Linked DNA regions of Homo sapiens: region 1 is linked to region 2. The links are chromatin loops, found by intact Hi-C in ENCODE. Cell type or tissue: Panc1. All regions are shown on one strand.

The links. Peaks named below come from ENCODE experiments on the same cell type or tissue, not always from the same donor. Only the 100,000 strongest peaks of a DNase experiment are listed, where the experiment ranks them.
Region 1: it touches region 2 in a loop (2.5-fold over the local background); 15 of 110 quality-filtered maps call a loop at or near these places.

What each region holds. Positions count from the first base shown.
Region 1 is chr6:112,332,970-112,340,969 of GRCh38, forward strand. No RefSeq gene overlaps it. Among named protein-coding and RNA genes, the nearest start is that of RFPL4B, 10 kb to the right of the region's middle. In Panc1, CTCF peaks have their summits at 4,379 (motif pointing right) and 4,619; a DNase peak (open chromatin) is centred at 4,402; H3K27ac peaks cover 279 bases.
Region 2 is chr6:113,891,037-113,899,036 of GRCh38, forward strand. No RefSeq gene overlaps it. Among named protein-coding and RNA genes, the nearest start is that of LINC02880, 9.4 kb to the right of the region's middle. In Panc1, no CTCF peak of the experiment used is centred here; no DNase peak of the experiment used is centred here.

The sequences.
Region 1 (8,000 bases), 1.6 Mb before region 2:
TCTTTTGTAACAAACTGAAAAAATACAAGAGCATATCTTCATCTCTACTACCATGATCTTAGAAATTAGCTTCTGTACCTCCACTCACTACTTGCTCAATCTCTGGCCCAGTTTTATCATTTTATCACCAATTCCCTCTGGGACCAACTGTATCCTAGGTCAATAATTCAATTCTGGGACAACAGAGCTCCTTGCTCATCTCTGCAGGTTAGTGAGAAGATTGTAACACAGTCACTCATTAGTAAGTAGAAATAAAGTCTAGGTTTAATGGACACACTACTTCCAGTGATAAAAAGTAATCCTTGAAATATTTTTAAAGTATAAAGAGCTTTGGCTAGGAGTGGTGGCTCACGCCTGTAATCCCAGCACTTTGGGAGGCTGAGGCGGGTGGATCACTAGGTCAGGAGTTCGAGGCCAGCCTGACCAACATGGTGAAACCCTATCTCTACCAAAAATACAAATATTAGCCAGGTGTGGTGGCGTGTGCCTGTAATCCCAGTTACTCAGGAAGCTGAGGCAGGATAATCACTTGAACCCAGGAGGCAGAGGTTTCAGTGAGCTGAGATTGTGCCACTGCACTCCAGCCTGGGCGACAGAGTGAGTTTCTGTCTCAAACAAACAAACAAACAAACAAAAAAACAAAGAAACCCTAAATATATATATATATAATATATATATACACACACACATATATATACACATATATACACATACACACACACACACATACACACACACACATATATATATACACACATATATATAAAGATCTTTGAGTCCGTCTGATTACTTCCACAGGATGGGAAAGGGTTAACTCACTTTCAAACCACTTGGATTAATAGTAACATTATTTGTATAATATAAAGCCAGCTTCAAATAAATATCAAGAGGTTAATTCTATTAAATAACTTCTAAATTTTGTTACTCAGTACAATCAGTAAATGGTAAATGAAGCAAGGAAAAATACTTTTTCTTGAGTAAATGTTAAGCAAATGGTGGTATACATATAAACCCCACTGGTGACTTCTGCCTCTTTTTAGTATTATCATTGTGATGATTTGAGTTGTGACTACATGCCAGAATGATAAGTGCTTTACAAATATTATCTCTAATCCTCACAGTACTATAAATTAGGCTCTATTTTCCCTAATTCACAGATGAGAAAACTAAGTTTCAGAGGTTAAATAACTTGTCTTGGATCACGCATCTAGGAAAAGCCTCCTGGAAACCAAATTTCACTATATGAGTTAATAAAATTCATGTCTGACGTTGACCTAATCAAGGAATCTAGTGGTAGTACATGCTTGACAAGTGATAGAGTAGGTTCCATGTAACACCAGAAAGTAGATGAGGTCTGACTTCAGCACTTTCAGCCTTTTGATAATGTTCAGTATAGGACTGGGCCACCATTCTTTTCCTCTTTCCTCCACAAGTCTTGTCTTAATGAAAATCACAATAACAGAGCTATATACCTCAGTGAACTTGTTTTGTTATTTCTCTTAGGGAGATCAGAAGTTTTAGCCTCCGTCTAATTGTTAATAAAATGTTTTAACTGTGTTATGAGGATTTCAGGTGTAAGTTAGTAAGAGACAGGTATATTTTGAAGGGCCTTCCTTTTGCACATGAAATTCACAAAGATACAAATTTGTGAATTTCATGTGCAAAATTGGCTGCATAGTCATCTGTGTATTAGTTATTCTGTAGATAATCATTCATTGAAGATATATTTATTGAGTACCTTCAGTATGTCAAGCCCTATTCTAGTTGCAAGATAGACTACATAATTTGCAGGTCTCAGTTCTAAATTAAAATATGGAGTTCCTTGTTCCAAAATTAAGAATTTTAAGACGGCGACAGCAGAGCATTAAACAAGGCATACAGCCCTTCTAAGCTCTTCTATGTAACTGTGTAGCTCACACATCCACGAAGCTGACCCTGGCTGGGTGCTCAGGATATAACGGTGAGTAGAAACTGTTTATCCCCTCATGTAATTCATAGTCTATTAAGGGAGACAGATTGTAAACCAATGATCACATTAAACAATTTGATTATTTGATAAAAATAAAAACACACTAGTAATTATATACCAAAATAATTACCCCAAAGGGAAAGAGTGAAGTTCCAGAAGACAGTTTGTCAAAGAAAGATATCTAGGTTTATGCTCAGAGAAAGCTTTCAGGAGAAGTAATGTTTAAAGGCTAGGGAGAAATAAACTAGATGATGAGGGGAGGGAGGTGACCTCCAGGACAAGAGAGTATTTTATCAGAACACGCTCAGGTACTGTGGGGCAGGGTGTAGCATGTCATAGAACTGAAGGAAGGATTGTGTATGGCGAATAAAGGGGGAGTGTGGTGGGAGCCCAGATCAAAGAGATAGACACACCCAGACACTGAGCAAAACCTGGCCTTGTAGGCTTGTGTAAGGATTTCAGTCTTTATCTCAGGGACAATGGGGATCCACTAAAGAGTTTTAACCAGGGGGCTCAGAGTAAAGGGTCTGAGGCTGAAAGGGGTACAGAGTGGATACAGAGCCACCATTTAGGAGGCTGCTGTGGCAGTTAGGCTAGAGATAATATTGGCTTAGCCTGGGATAATGGCCAAGGTGGTGGGAGATGTGGGGAGTTCTTTGGGCAGGCACATACAGAAAGGAAGGAAAAACAGAAGACTTGGAGAATTTCTGGATGAACTTGTATAAGCATGATGCTAGCAGAGGAAGTTTAAAATGAGAGCCCAAATCACAGTTTGCTTGGCCTTGCCCATCCTAGAAACTAATTAGAAAAATGAGATAAATAAATATTTTGAAGTATGAGAAAGAGCAAAACACTTTCCTCTTCTACAAACCCATCTCACTTTGAAGAGGAGAAAAATCAGTGATTTTGTTTAGTCCCTTGAGTAATGAGAGCTGTGGGTGGTCACAGTTAGAGGTCTGAAGCCTCCTCTAACTCTACAGGAGCTGGATTGTACTAAAATGTCAGATCAGTCTGGAGGGGAAATGAATCAGAACAGCTGAAATGCAGAATTTTTGCTGTGTTCTCCCTTACCTAAGGGACAGCCATGGCTTTGCAACCGTTAACTTTCCTTGAAAAGGAATTCAGACTGCCTCTGAAAGATCTGCAGAGCTGTGAAGGCTGAAAAGCAAGTTATTCTTGCAAAGGTCTTTAAGTAAAACTGGCTGCTAAAAAACAACAACAACAAAACTATTCTTCCCTTGACATAGTCAACTTAAAAAAATTGTAATGGAGCCTTCTTAGCTTTTAAATTGAGGAACAAGTGGGTAAGAACAAACCAGAATCAAATAGTAAAGCAGGAGTTCCTTCTTCCTTTTCTTTCAATGCCCTTGCTTTCTCCCCACTATGCTGCCACAACTCCTACATCTTTTTAGATGCTTTTGTTTTCCAGGGACTGAATTCTCACTTCCCTGCTCAAGGGATCATCTCAACTTGTTATTCTCCTTAGAGTAATTTTTACAAGAACATGTTTATCATATTAGGAACAAATGTGTTTGGAACTGGGGTGTTTTAAACTCTCTGTTAATGCACAATGCTTTTCGGCAGCTGGCTAACTCCTAGCAAACTTGGCCTTACAAGAGGTCACCAGAATTAGGTACTAGGACTATGTACCAACCATGTACTAGGCACAGCTTATAAATACCTATTAAAGTGAAACCCACCCAGTATTCAGTTAGCAGTATGGGTGATTTGGTGAATTAAATCCATAATGAAATCCTATCAAAATCTCTCCCTCCCCACTGATCTATCAGAATTGCTAAAGAGCTCAGCTAACAAGCCTGTGTGCGACAGTTCAGTGTTATGCACAATCTGCTTTCTTTGGTCTTACTGTTGCAGAGAAATGGCAGGAAGTTAGGTATAAGGATTAAAAATAGGAGCATATAGACCAAATGTAGGCTGTTGACCTTTAAAAAAACTGATGCCTAGTTACACTAGAAGAATGTTATACAAGTATTTCTTTTATAATTGAAACATCTGCATGAATGCTTTCTTTTCTTCCACATATACATAATTTAGACATCTTAATTACAGTTGTATGCTTTGGGGTTTGATTGTAAAAAAACCAGGATGTCTTTTTGTCTGTTCTCCCTGATGTCAAAAAATTGATTACAAATTTTATAAACTGGTTTTTCTCAGTGAGGAAATTTCTTGTCTAATTTTAGCACCCCCCAACCATTCCTAAAACCATCGTCCCATGGATCTCCATGAATCGAACTGCATACGTGCACATCTCTCATTTGCATCTTTTCCTGATATTCATAAAACCTCCCACAAGTGAAAGGAAGGAAAGTGATACTCATGGATTGGTTTCCTGCCCACCATCAAGGCCTGGGATCATAAATAAAGTCTGGGGCTCCACTTGCTGCAGAGACACAGTAGATGGCAGTGTGCAACACAGAAGTGTGAGATTCCCGACCGTCTCAGCCTTGGATGGGCAACTGACTGGGAGGAGGTTGAATCTCTGGGCACGGATGCTGTTTTTCCAGCCTAGTCAGAGAGAGAGGTTGTCTTCCTAGGAAATGCTTTTTCTGCATAAACTTGGTTTTGCTGATTCAGTCAACTGCAGTTATTTGGGCTACTTTGGCACCAAAGAATGTTAAGCTTCTTTAAGCCTGAAAAATGTCTGTACTTCAAAACTCTACTTAAATGCATAAAATAATCTTTCACTTATATGATATGCTTCACTTGTCACTTATATGAACCTCCTTGTGCTTCATATTTTATTAATTTTATTAAAACAAGATCACTATGGATAACCTACAGATAAGCACTCTGGACATTTCATAAGCACATGTTGGATACACCAGGACTTGGTGGTTTGACTTTTCAGCATCGTAGGTGGACTAATATGAGTACCCCCATATACTCTCAAAGACCATATTTAATTAGGTGACTGTGTTGGATATTTTAAATCATTTTTATATTTCTGCATTATATGTTCCCCAAAATTTAGTAGTAATTCCTCAATAGACTTAAAGTATATTTAAACTTTTTTTTATTATAGAAGGTACAGGCGACTGGGGTCATTTTGCTGAATATTAAAATTACTTTCTTAATATAATTACTTTCTTATTATAAGCAAATAAATCATTTCTAGTATGATACTTATTATTAAACATTAGCAAAGGAGACCTTACTCAGCACCAGTAACAGATATTTTTAAAAAGAGAATTTCCCGAGAGGAAGAGGTCTCAGAGGAAAGGAGATATGTCGTATACAAATCATGTACAGCACTTAATTACCTTGAGATTTATTCATTTCAATAGACACACACCCACACACATTTTCTCAAGCCTTCCCTCCTGGCTGGATTTGTGTCTTAGGATTAGGGGCTTTGCTCTGATCTCTGTTTTACAGTGTTTGGCCTGTGTAGACTTTCCTACTTGGACTAATGTGCTCAATTGTATTTATCTTTCCAGACCTCTTGTTCATTTAGATTTCAGAGTTCTGTCCAATTCCATGGTCTCTTGGAAGTCCCAGCTTTGGCTTTTCCTGGCCTGACTCATTCTGTTGGCACCCAAGGCTGGCCCAGTTAGGCTGAACCACTGGGCATTTTCAGAGTTGCCACCATTTGACTAGAAGTCTTGGAATTCCAAACTTGGGTTGTTGACTGCAGGGTTCTCCTTCCTCAGTGTCTGAGACACAGGCTTTTGGTGATTGCCTTTCCCCTTGCGTTAAATGCTGCTGTTTCTCAGGGCTCTGACTCTAGGCCCTTCTTTCTCACTCTGCACAGTTTTCCTGGGCCGTCTCAACCACTTTTCTGGTTCCCAGTTGCCATTCCACTTCCGTGCTGATCACTTCCAAGTCGTTGTTGGTAGCCTAGATCCCTTGCCTGACCTTCAGAACTGTAGGCCCTCACATCTACAGAGACACTGACATGTCTCACTGGCACTTCCGTAAGACCAACATTTCACGCTTTGTTTATCCCACATATTGTTCTTCCTGCTTATCCCACTGATGTCAGCATCCATATCTGTGTCTAGGCCAGAAATCTCATATTCATTCTTGATTTCTTTTTGTTCCTCCAAAGAATGACTAAGTCCTGTTGATTCTGGCTCCTAAATATATTGGGAAACTATTGAAATTTTTTTTTCACCAGTTTCTTCTGCTGTTTCCTTCTATCAGGCCACCATCATCTTTTACTTGGATCTCTGTGACAGCCTGCTGACTGATCTCCTTGACTTCAGCCTTGCTCCTTTGCAATCCATTTCCCATGCTGCAGCTGAATTATATCCCTTGAATGCTCATTTGACCATGTTTTTTCTTGCTTAAAAAAACCAAAAAACTCTTCTATGGCTTACTTCCCTTGCTCTGACTCCTTCTTCTCAGCCATTAGGCCTCCACCTAGTCCACCTAGATTCCATTTTCTCTCTCTCTCTCTTTTTTGTTTTCTGAGACAGAGTCTTGCTCTGTCTTGAGTGCAGTGGCCTGATCTTGATTCACTGCAACCTCCGTCTCCCAGGTTCAAGCGATTCTTCTGCCTCAGCCTCCTGAGTAGCTGGGACTACAGGCGTGCGCCACCATGCCTGCTTAATTTTTGTATTTTTAGTAGAGACAGGGTTTCAACATGTTAGCCAGGCTGGTCTCAAACTCCTGACCTCAGGCAATCCACCTGCCTCGGCCTCCCAAAGTGCTGGAATTACAGGCGTGAGCCACCGTACCCAGCTGATTCCATTTTCTCCTAATACCTATCCTGATCCTTTCAAGCTTGTGCAAAGCACTCTTTCATCTGCTCTATAGCACGATGTGCTTTCCCTACCATAACATTTACAGAACATGTTACATTTGCTAGTTTACTTGTCTCTAACCCTCACTAGTCTGCAAGTTCAGGAACTATACTTAGCTTGCTCATCTATTTTATATCTATAACTTAGGAAATTACCCCAAATATTGTAGGGACATGGGATACAGGGGTATAGTAGTGTATTATTTGTGGTAAGAATACATGAAGAAATAAACTCATTGCAAATTATCAATGCATAATACTTGTTGGTCACTTCCCGTAGGACGGTTATGGTAATGGGTAATTGGAATTGTGTTAGGGTGGGAGGAAGGCTTGTTTAGAAAAGTAAAGCTATAGCAATTATCTTGAATCCATTCATGTAGGATAGGTTCATTAACACTGGTTTGGAAGGTCTTTGATGATTTTTTTTTTTTTTTTTTTTTTGAGACGGAGTCTCGCTCTGTCGCCCAGGCTGGAGTGCAGTGGCGCGATCTCGGCTCACTGCAAGCTCCGCCTCCCGGGTGCACGCCATTCTCCTGCCTCAGCCTCCCGAGTAGCTGGGACTACAGGCGCCCGTTACCACGCCCGGCTAATTTTTTTTTATATTTTTAGTAGAGACGGGGTTTCACCGTGTCAGCCAGGATGGTCTCGATCTCCTGACCTCGTGATCCGCCCGCCTCGGCCTCCCAAAGTGCTGGGATTACAGGCGTGAGCCACCGCGCCCGGCCGGTCTTTGATGATTTTAAGAAATAAACGTAACTTGTATGGAGGTTCTGGAAAGAGAATGTCTGAAACAAGTCAAAATACATTCTCCTTTTTTATATATATGTAGATGTGATTAAAAAGGTATATATGTAAGCAGCAGTCCACTGCAACATACTATAGACAGTCTTGTCTACTTCACAACATTATTTCCCTTCTCACGTACTGGTCTTATCTCCCTTCATCATGCTATAACACAAAGGACATCGGCTGTGCCATTCCATGATTTTTTTCTGGAAGGGATCCTAGTACTTAACGGAGTACCTCAAAGATAGTAGACGCTCAATAGATGTTCATGTGCTCTTGGGTGTTGCTGGCTTTCCTGGTAACTTCTGAAGAAGAATATTTATTTTGATTAGTTTATTTTGCCTAACGTCCTGACAATGGGCAACATGCTACTAAGATCATGTGTTGTGTTTAGATGACAGTTAATTGAAAGATTTCACTGCATAATTGAAAGATTTGACTCTCTCTACTGAGTTCACAGGACTGTGCTGACTCTGCTAA
Region 2 (8,000 bases):
CCTATAGTGGCCCCTAAGTATTCAAGTGAAAGGAAGAGTTCTATGTGTCTCATTTTAAATCAAAAGCTAGAAATGATTAAGCTTATTGAGGAAGACATGTCCAAAGCTAAGATAGGCCAAAGCTAGGCCTCTTCCGCCAAATAGCAAAGCCGTGAATTCAAAGGGCAAGTTCTTGAAGGAAATTACAAGTGTTACTCAAATGAACACAAGAATGAAAAGAAAGGCTGGGCACAGTGGCTCACACCAGTAATCCCAGCATTTTGGGAGGCCGAGGCGGGAGAACACTTGAGGTCGGGAGTTCGAGACCAGCCTAGACAACATGGTGAAACTCCATATTTTTAGTAGAGACAGTGAAACCCTGTCTCTACTGAAAATATAAAAATTAGCCAGGCATGGTGATGCACACCTGTAGTCCAAGCTACTCGGGAGGCTGTGGCAGGAGAATCACTTGAACCTGGGAGGCAGAGGTTGCAGTGAGCCAACATTGTGCCACTGCACTCCGGCCTGAGTCACAGAGCAAGACTCTGTCAAAAAAAGAAAAAAAAGAAAGAAAGAAAGCCAAACAGCCTTATTGCTGATATAGAGAAAGGTTTAGTGGTCTGGATGGAAGTTCAAACTAGACACAACACTCCCATAAGCCAAAGCCTAATCCAGAGGAAGAATCCAACTCTCTTTAATGCTATAAAGGTTAAAAAAGGTGAGGAAGCTGCAGAAGAAAAATTTGAAGCTAGCAGAGGTTGATTTGTGACGTGTAAGGAAAGAGGCCATTTCCATAACATAAAAGTAGAAGGTGAAACAGCAAGTGCTGATAAAGAAGCTTCAGCAAGTTATCCAAGGGTCACTGATGAAGGTGACTACACTAAACAATACATTTCCTTCTTTTTTACTCAATCAGCTTTCTCAGGTTGAACACAACAGATTTTCAATGAAGACAAAACAACCTTATACTGTATTGTAAGAAGATGCCATCTAGGACTTAATAACTAGAGAGAGGAAGTCAATGCCTGGCTTCAAAGATTCAAAGGACAGGCTGACTTTCCTGGTGGGGCTAAATGCAGCTGGTGACTTTCAGTTGAAGCTAGTGCTCATTTATCATTCCAAAAATTCTAGGGTCTTTAAAAAGTATGCTAAATCTACTCTGCTTGTGCTCTGTAAGTGAACAACAAAGCCTAGATGACAGCACATCAGTTTACAGCATTGTCTACTGAATGTTTTAAGTCCATTTTTGAGATCTACTGCTCAGAAGAAAAAAAAAATTCCTTTCAAAAGATTACTGTTCATTGACAATGCACCTAGTCACCCAAGAGCTTTGATGGAGATATACAAGGGGATGAATGTTGTTTTCATTCCTGCTAACACAACATTCATTCTGAAACCCATAGATTGAGGAGTAATTTTGACTTTCAAATTTTATTATTTAAGAATTCATTTCATAAGTCTATAGCTGTCATAGATAGTGATTCTTCTGATAAACAAATTAAACTGAAAACCTTCTGGAAATGATTCACCATTCTAGATGCCATTAGATTCAGATTAAAATATTGACATTAACAGAAGTTTGAAAGAAGTTGATTTCAGTCCTCGTGGATGATGTTGAGGGGTTCAAGACTTCAGTGGAGGAAGTAACTACAGATTGAGTTGGAAATAGCTGGAAAATTAAAATTAGAAGTGAAGATGAAGATGTGAAGATGTAACTGAATTGCTGCAATCTTATGATCAAACTTAAATGGAGGAGAAGTTGTTTCTTATGGGTGAGCAAATAACATTATTTATTGAGGTGGAATCTACTCCTGGTGAAGATGCTATGAACACTGTTGAAATGATAACCAAGGATTTAGAATACTACATAAATTTAGTTATTAAGCAGCAGCAAGGTTTGAGAGGACTGACTCCAATTCTGAAAAAAATCTATTGTGGGCAAATGCTATCAAACAGCATTGCATGCTACAGAGAACTCTTTTGTGGAAGGAAGAGTCAATTGATGAGGCAAGCCTCATTTTCTTGTTTTAAGAAATTGCCACAGCCACTCCAACTTTCAGCCACTGCCACGCTGATCAGCAGCCAGCAACATCAAGACAAGACTCTCCACTAGAAAAAGGTTACAACTTGCCAAAGGCTCAGATAATTATTAGCATTTTTTAGCAATAAAGTAAACTTGAGGGGAAAGCAGTCATAACTGGGTGAACTACTGGAGGTGTTCAAATAGGAAAGAGGTGGTTCAGAGTTTTGAGAACATTGTTCTGACTGCAGAGTGCAGTATGAATTGGTGGAGGAGCATGAGATCCTAGTTAGGAGGCTGTAGCAATGGCCAACAGGGAGGGAGGAGGGCCTGAACCGAGGATTTCACCCTAAGAAGGAAACGTAGTGGAACGAATGTGGAGGAGGCAGCACCAGTGGAACCTTGTGATTATCAGGAGTCAAGGTCCTGGGTGGAGGAAAAATCAAGGGTCACAAGGGGATTTTGAGCCTGGGTTACTGGGACTATTGTGACACCCACCATTAATAAAAGTGTGTCATATTCTTTATCACCTCCAGGCCTTTACACATCCTTTTCTGTCTTGTAAGTTTGCTCTCCCAGCCCCCAATATTTTCCTCCCACTCCCTCTGGCTATTTACCCTTTACTGTCAAGTGGACATCACTTCCTCTGGGAAGAGTTCCCCAATTCCTATGTATAGTTTTGGTGCTTTCCTTTGTGTTTTCACTGTAATACATATTTATCATAACATATCTTACAGGCTACATAATATAATTAACTGTTTTTCCAAATCTTAGCTTGGATTTCCCCAAAGTGGAGCCTGAAAGAAAGACTTACATGTGGGCGATGTCAAACAAAAATTGTGGGAAGCCACTGTTTTCTACTGAGCTCCTCCATGAGGCCCCAGTTGTACAGAACAAACCAAATGCCACACAGTTGAACGGAAACTTTAAGGAAGCAGACAGATCCCCAAACAGATCAGTTTTTCCTGAAAACAGGAGATTCCAGTCTTGCTGAGTCAGTGTAATTGGGAAGTTCCCTATGCTTTAACCTTCACCAAAAAAAGTAGCCTGAAGTAACCCGATGTTAACCAATCAGCTTTTTTTCCCCTCATTATTCTGTTTCCTTGTTTCTGCCTAACCGAGTATTTTGTCATTGCCCAGTGGGAACTCTCATCCTATTTTTTAGAATGGAAGCTGACTGGATTCATGAATCACAAATGAAAGCCCATATGATTTATAAGTAAATTTGTTGTAATTTTGTCATTTGACAGTAGTTTATTTGGTAATGTGATTGCAGGGAGTAGGAATGAGGAATGAGAAAATGCAAAAGGGAATAAGCAGGAAGCCAGGACAAAGATGCTTTATCAGGTAGCCACCATTGTGGAGGCTCAATTCTACAGGAATCTTCTGAGAAGACTTACTAAATAAGAAGACAAGGGAAGAATTTATCCATCACCTTCCATCCTCCGTGGGTCAACAACTGTCCCACAGGGCATTCTGTCATTCACACTTTGCCCTAGCACTGTGCTGGCCATTCCCCCACAGTCATCCCAGGTAGTGGCACTGGGTTTTCCTGCTCTTACCTGAAGTCAGTCCAAGCCTTTGTGGAAATGGATGTTATAAACAGTGCTAGAACAAGAGGCAAGGCCAAGAATATTGAGAATTGTGTCTAAGAGTTATCTGAACTCAGAATTGAGGAAGAACATGATGGAATAGAGGAAAGGATAGTCTTGATGAGAAAAGAATATGTGAGCGCAGCATGAGTGTCTTGGCAGATAATATAAAGCTGGGAAAAGCTGACCTGGGGAGGAAGGGCTTGGGATCCCTCCATACTTCTGTCATCCCCGGCAGCTTTAATCATACCTGCCATCTATCATCTAGGACCATCTGCCTCCACTTTCATTTCAGGGTTTTATACATTTTTTCATTTTGGCAGTCCGTGAGTCATGCCTATGTTCTATGAAGAGAATTCAGGGATGATGATATGATTTGGCAATTATAGAAATAGAGATAATGTTAGAAGCCTTAGGAAAGGGTGAAATTGTCGAGGAAGACAATGCAAAATGAAAACAGAGTTTAACATAAAACTTTTGGTCAGAGGAAGGCAAGAAGCCACTGAATATAACAGATGGAATTAACCCAGCTGTTAGGAAAAAAACCTACAGCACAGAGGCAGAGACCTCATTGGAAAGGCCAGAGTGGGTGACAGGAAGTCAGTACAAACTATTCTTTCAAGATGTTTGGTGATAGGAAGGACAGGGCAGATGCTTGAGGGGGCAGTGTGGTTATAGGAATGCTATCTTGGTGTTTAAGAAGATATTTTTTATCATATTTAGAGTTCTAAGAGGAAGGATGAGTGGACAGGGGAGAAATGAAGGTGCCAGAAAGAAGATTAATAAGTAAAGCCAGATCTTGGAGAAGTTGTGGGGCACCAAGGGAACAGGTCTAACCTTAAAAAGGATGATGTAATAAGACTGAAATACACTTCATCTTTTAAATAGAAAGAAAGGAAGAATAAAAGAATGAGGACATTCAGAAATTTGGAGGTGTGGAGACGAACTGAAGGGTCATTTAACTTTATCAGGGAAGTTGAAGGCCGAGTCTTTCCCTGTAGGGGTGTGTGCATCTGTGCTCATGCATGTGCACTGGGGGGAAGGACAAGGCAAAGTGACAGGTAACAGTGAACAAGCAGACGTTTGGAGTTGGAGGCAAAGTGTGTTGTCTTGAACTCAGCCCTGGTTTTAAATTCTGGCTGCAGCTCCTACTAGCTTTGTTCTGGGCGAGCCACTTAAGCTGCAAGCCTCCCTCTCCTCTTCTGTAAAAGTGACAATGTAATCCCTATTTCCCATGATCACAGAGCTCATCCTGGTAAGTGTCCTCCTGGCCTCCCTCTGGGCCTCAATTTCACTAATAATGAACCCCTCTGTAATTTGGGGGCTTCTAACCATGGCAAGAGAGCCTATAATCCAGGTAGAGAACTCTTCAGGGTAGAGACACCAGCCAAGCTCTCTTCAAGTAGAAAAGGGAATCTAGAGACAATGACATTCAGAGAAATGACTGCTTTGGCTTCCAAAGCCAAAGCTCCCAATCTCTGTTTGAACTATTGAGCTGCCCTGGAAGCTCAGGGAGCAGGAAAAGAGGATGTGTTGTACTATCTGGTGTTAAAATAATCCAAAGGTCCATGCAGAAAAACAGGTGAGCAAAGCAAGCTGGCTGGCTGCCTTCAAGGACCCCAGCCCTCCTGCATCATGCTGGGCACTGTCTCTACCTCCTTCCATCCCTGTTTTTTCCATGTACCCCCCACCTTGGCTCTGTTAGGTCTCACACTTGTAGGCTGATGCACTATGATTTAAGGGTGATCCTCCCTGGAGGATTCCAACTCAGAACTGTGACTGCTCCACACACCTTCCCCTCCTTTCCTCTCCTCTTTTACAACTGCCTTTTCCCCAAGTGTTTATACTGTAGTCTGCCAAGAAGAAGCTCTCAGCAAAGATAGTGGCCTGGTTTGGCCCTGCCTGTCACATGAAGACACAACAACTACTCCAGGTACAAATGTCAGATGGGGAGCATGGCCTAAATGACCTGCTGTGGGTCACAGTGGGAAGCAGTGTGCTGCTTGCTTCCTTCTAAGATGCAGTGTGCTGCTTGCTTCCTTCTAGGATGCAGAACAGGCCTCACCAGGTACCACTTTACATTTCTAAAAGATGAGGGAATAGTAACTTAAATTCTTGGAACAAAAAAACTGTGCCAGAGAGGAGAGAGAGTGAGGGAGAGAGAGAGAGAGAGGGAGGGAGAGAGATTAATTCATATCAGAAGGGCTCCAGGGAGATATAGAGAATGCAGAAGAAATCACTGATACATGTAGATGTTCTATTCTTCCAGCCACTGTTCTCCACCATCACTCAGAAGCCTCATTTTCTTTCTTTTTTTTTTTTTTTTTGCAGTTGCAAGATTTAATAGGGTGAAGACAGAGCTCCCATACAAAGGGAGGGGACTCAAAGAGGGTAGCCATTGCCAGCTTGAATGCCTGGGTTTATATCCCCATCATTGTCCCTCCCACTATGCTCTCAGGCAATAGATTATTGGCTATTTCTTTACCTCCTGTTTTTGTCTAATTAGCATTTTAGTGAGCTCTCTTTACTACCTGATTGGTCAGATGTGAGCTAAGTTGCAAGCCCCATGTTTAAAGGTGGAAGCAGTCACCTTCCCAGCTAGGCTTAGGGATTCCTAGTCAGCCTAGGAAATCCAGCTCATCCTGTCTCTCAGTCCCCCATCTCAACAGGAAAACCCAAGTGCTGTTGGGGAGGTTGGCCGACGACTGCTCTAACTGCTTCCTGCTGAATTGGGGTGTAGTAGGGGTTTTGCAGTTGAGATTTCCTCGGGAGGGGTGCCTTCGATGTCATTAACATTGGAGCATGGGCTAGCAGGCCGGTCCAGTGGTCTGTGGTAGATCTTAGTCATGGACTGCATCTGGGGCTCCATTTGAAGAATGTAGTTTTACAGCTTTAATTCCACCTACAAGTGTGTGCCACCACATCTGGCTAATTTTTCTTTCTTTTTTTTTTTTTTTTTTTTTTTTTTTGTACAGATGAGGTTTTGCATGTGCCCAGGCTGGTCTTGAACTTCTGGGCTCAAGCAATCTGCCCACCTTGGCCTCCCAAATAAAGTGTTGGGATTACTGGCGTCAGCCACCACAACCAGCCTGTCAGTTCAACCTTGGTATAGGGAGCCCACTGCAGTTCAAATTTTCCATCCAGTGAAGGCTGACGCATTCTGAAGCTTGCCTAAGAGGATTTGCTTGAAGGAGGTCAATGGTCCATGATAAAATACAGATTTCTAGAAAGTAATGAATATAAAAAACAATAGAAACTTTTGCTAATTTTGCAGGAGATATTGAATCATTTGAGTGAATTTGCATGTAAGTAGTCAATAATGTCATATAGACAGTTTTTAAGAAGAGACAAATTTTAAGAAATAATTTATCATTTGTTTTGCGAATGCTGCCAACAGACTTCTAGATCTTGAAAGATCTTGGAGTGAGTCTAGTCAGCTACCTCATATTACTCATGAGAAAACTCAGATCTGATTTGGCCAAGGAGACTAAGCTAATTAGAAGCTAAGCCATGGATGAAAACAGAGGTCCTTTGACTTTTCCTTATAAAATTAGTGTCCTGATTGTAAGTTTGGTCCTATTTATGAATATCTTTTATTTAAATTATAAATGTATATTCTACTTTGTTAAATTAAATGTGTATATTACTTAATACAAAATAAAATATAACTAAAATGTGAATGGTTTCTGAAATAAGACATTCTCATTTAATAGTAATAAAGTCCTGCAATACTTCATGGAGAAACTTATACCTTATGACTATTAAAGACAGAATATAATTTGTATTTTCAACTTTCAGAATCTTAAGAATTGTATCCTCCACCTGAAAATTTGTCTTAGAATGACAGTGTTATGGCTTGGACTGTACCCCCCAGAATTCCCTCTCTAGCATGTTTCTGGATAGGGTGGACCACAAGGATATTCTCTCTTCAGAGTTGGAGGATGGATGGGGGCAGTGGCCATTTTGTGGACTATCCACACCTTATCCCAATTGTTTTGCCAAATGCTAATCTAGGTGCTGCTGAGCAGAGATTGTATAGACATAATTAAAGTCCCAAGTCAGTTTATTTTGAGCTAATAAAAAAGGGGCATCATACTGGTTGGGCCTGATTTAGTCAAGCCAAAGCCCTTTTAAGGAGCAACTAGACTCTTCCTAAAGTTCAGAGACTCCAAGCTTCAGCTCAAGCTCATGGGATTCCAGCTAGCTTATGACCTTCCCTTCCCAGCTGCCTGCTCTATGGACTCTGGGCTTGCTTAGCCAGCCCTCATGCATGTTTAAGTCAAATCCATTCCTATAAACATATGTATCTTATTGATTCTGCCTCTCTGGCTGAACCCTGACTGATACAGGCAGTTTTTGTAATTTATGTCTTAACCAGAATACTCTTTATCTTTTTCTCATTTAAGGTT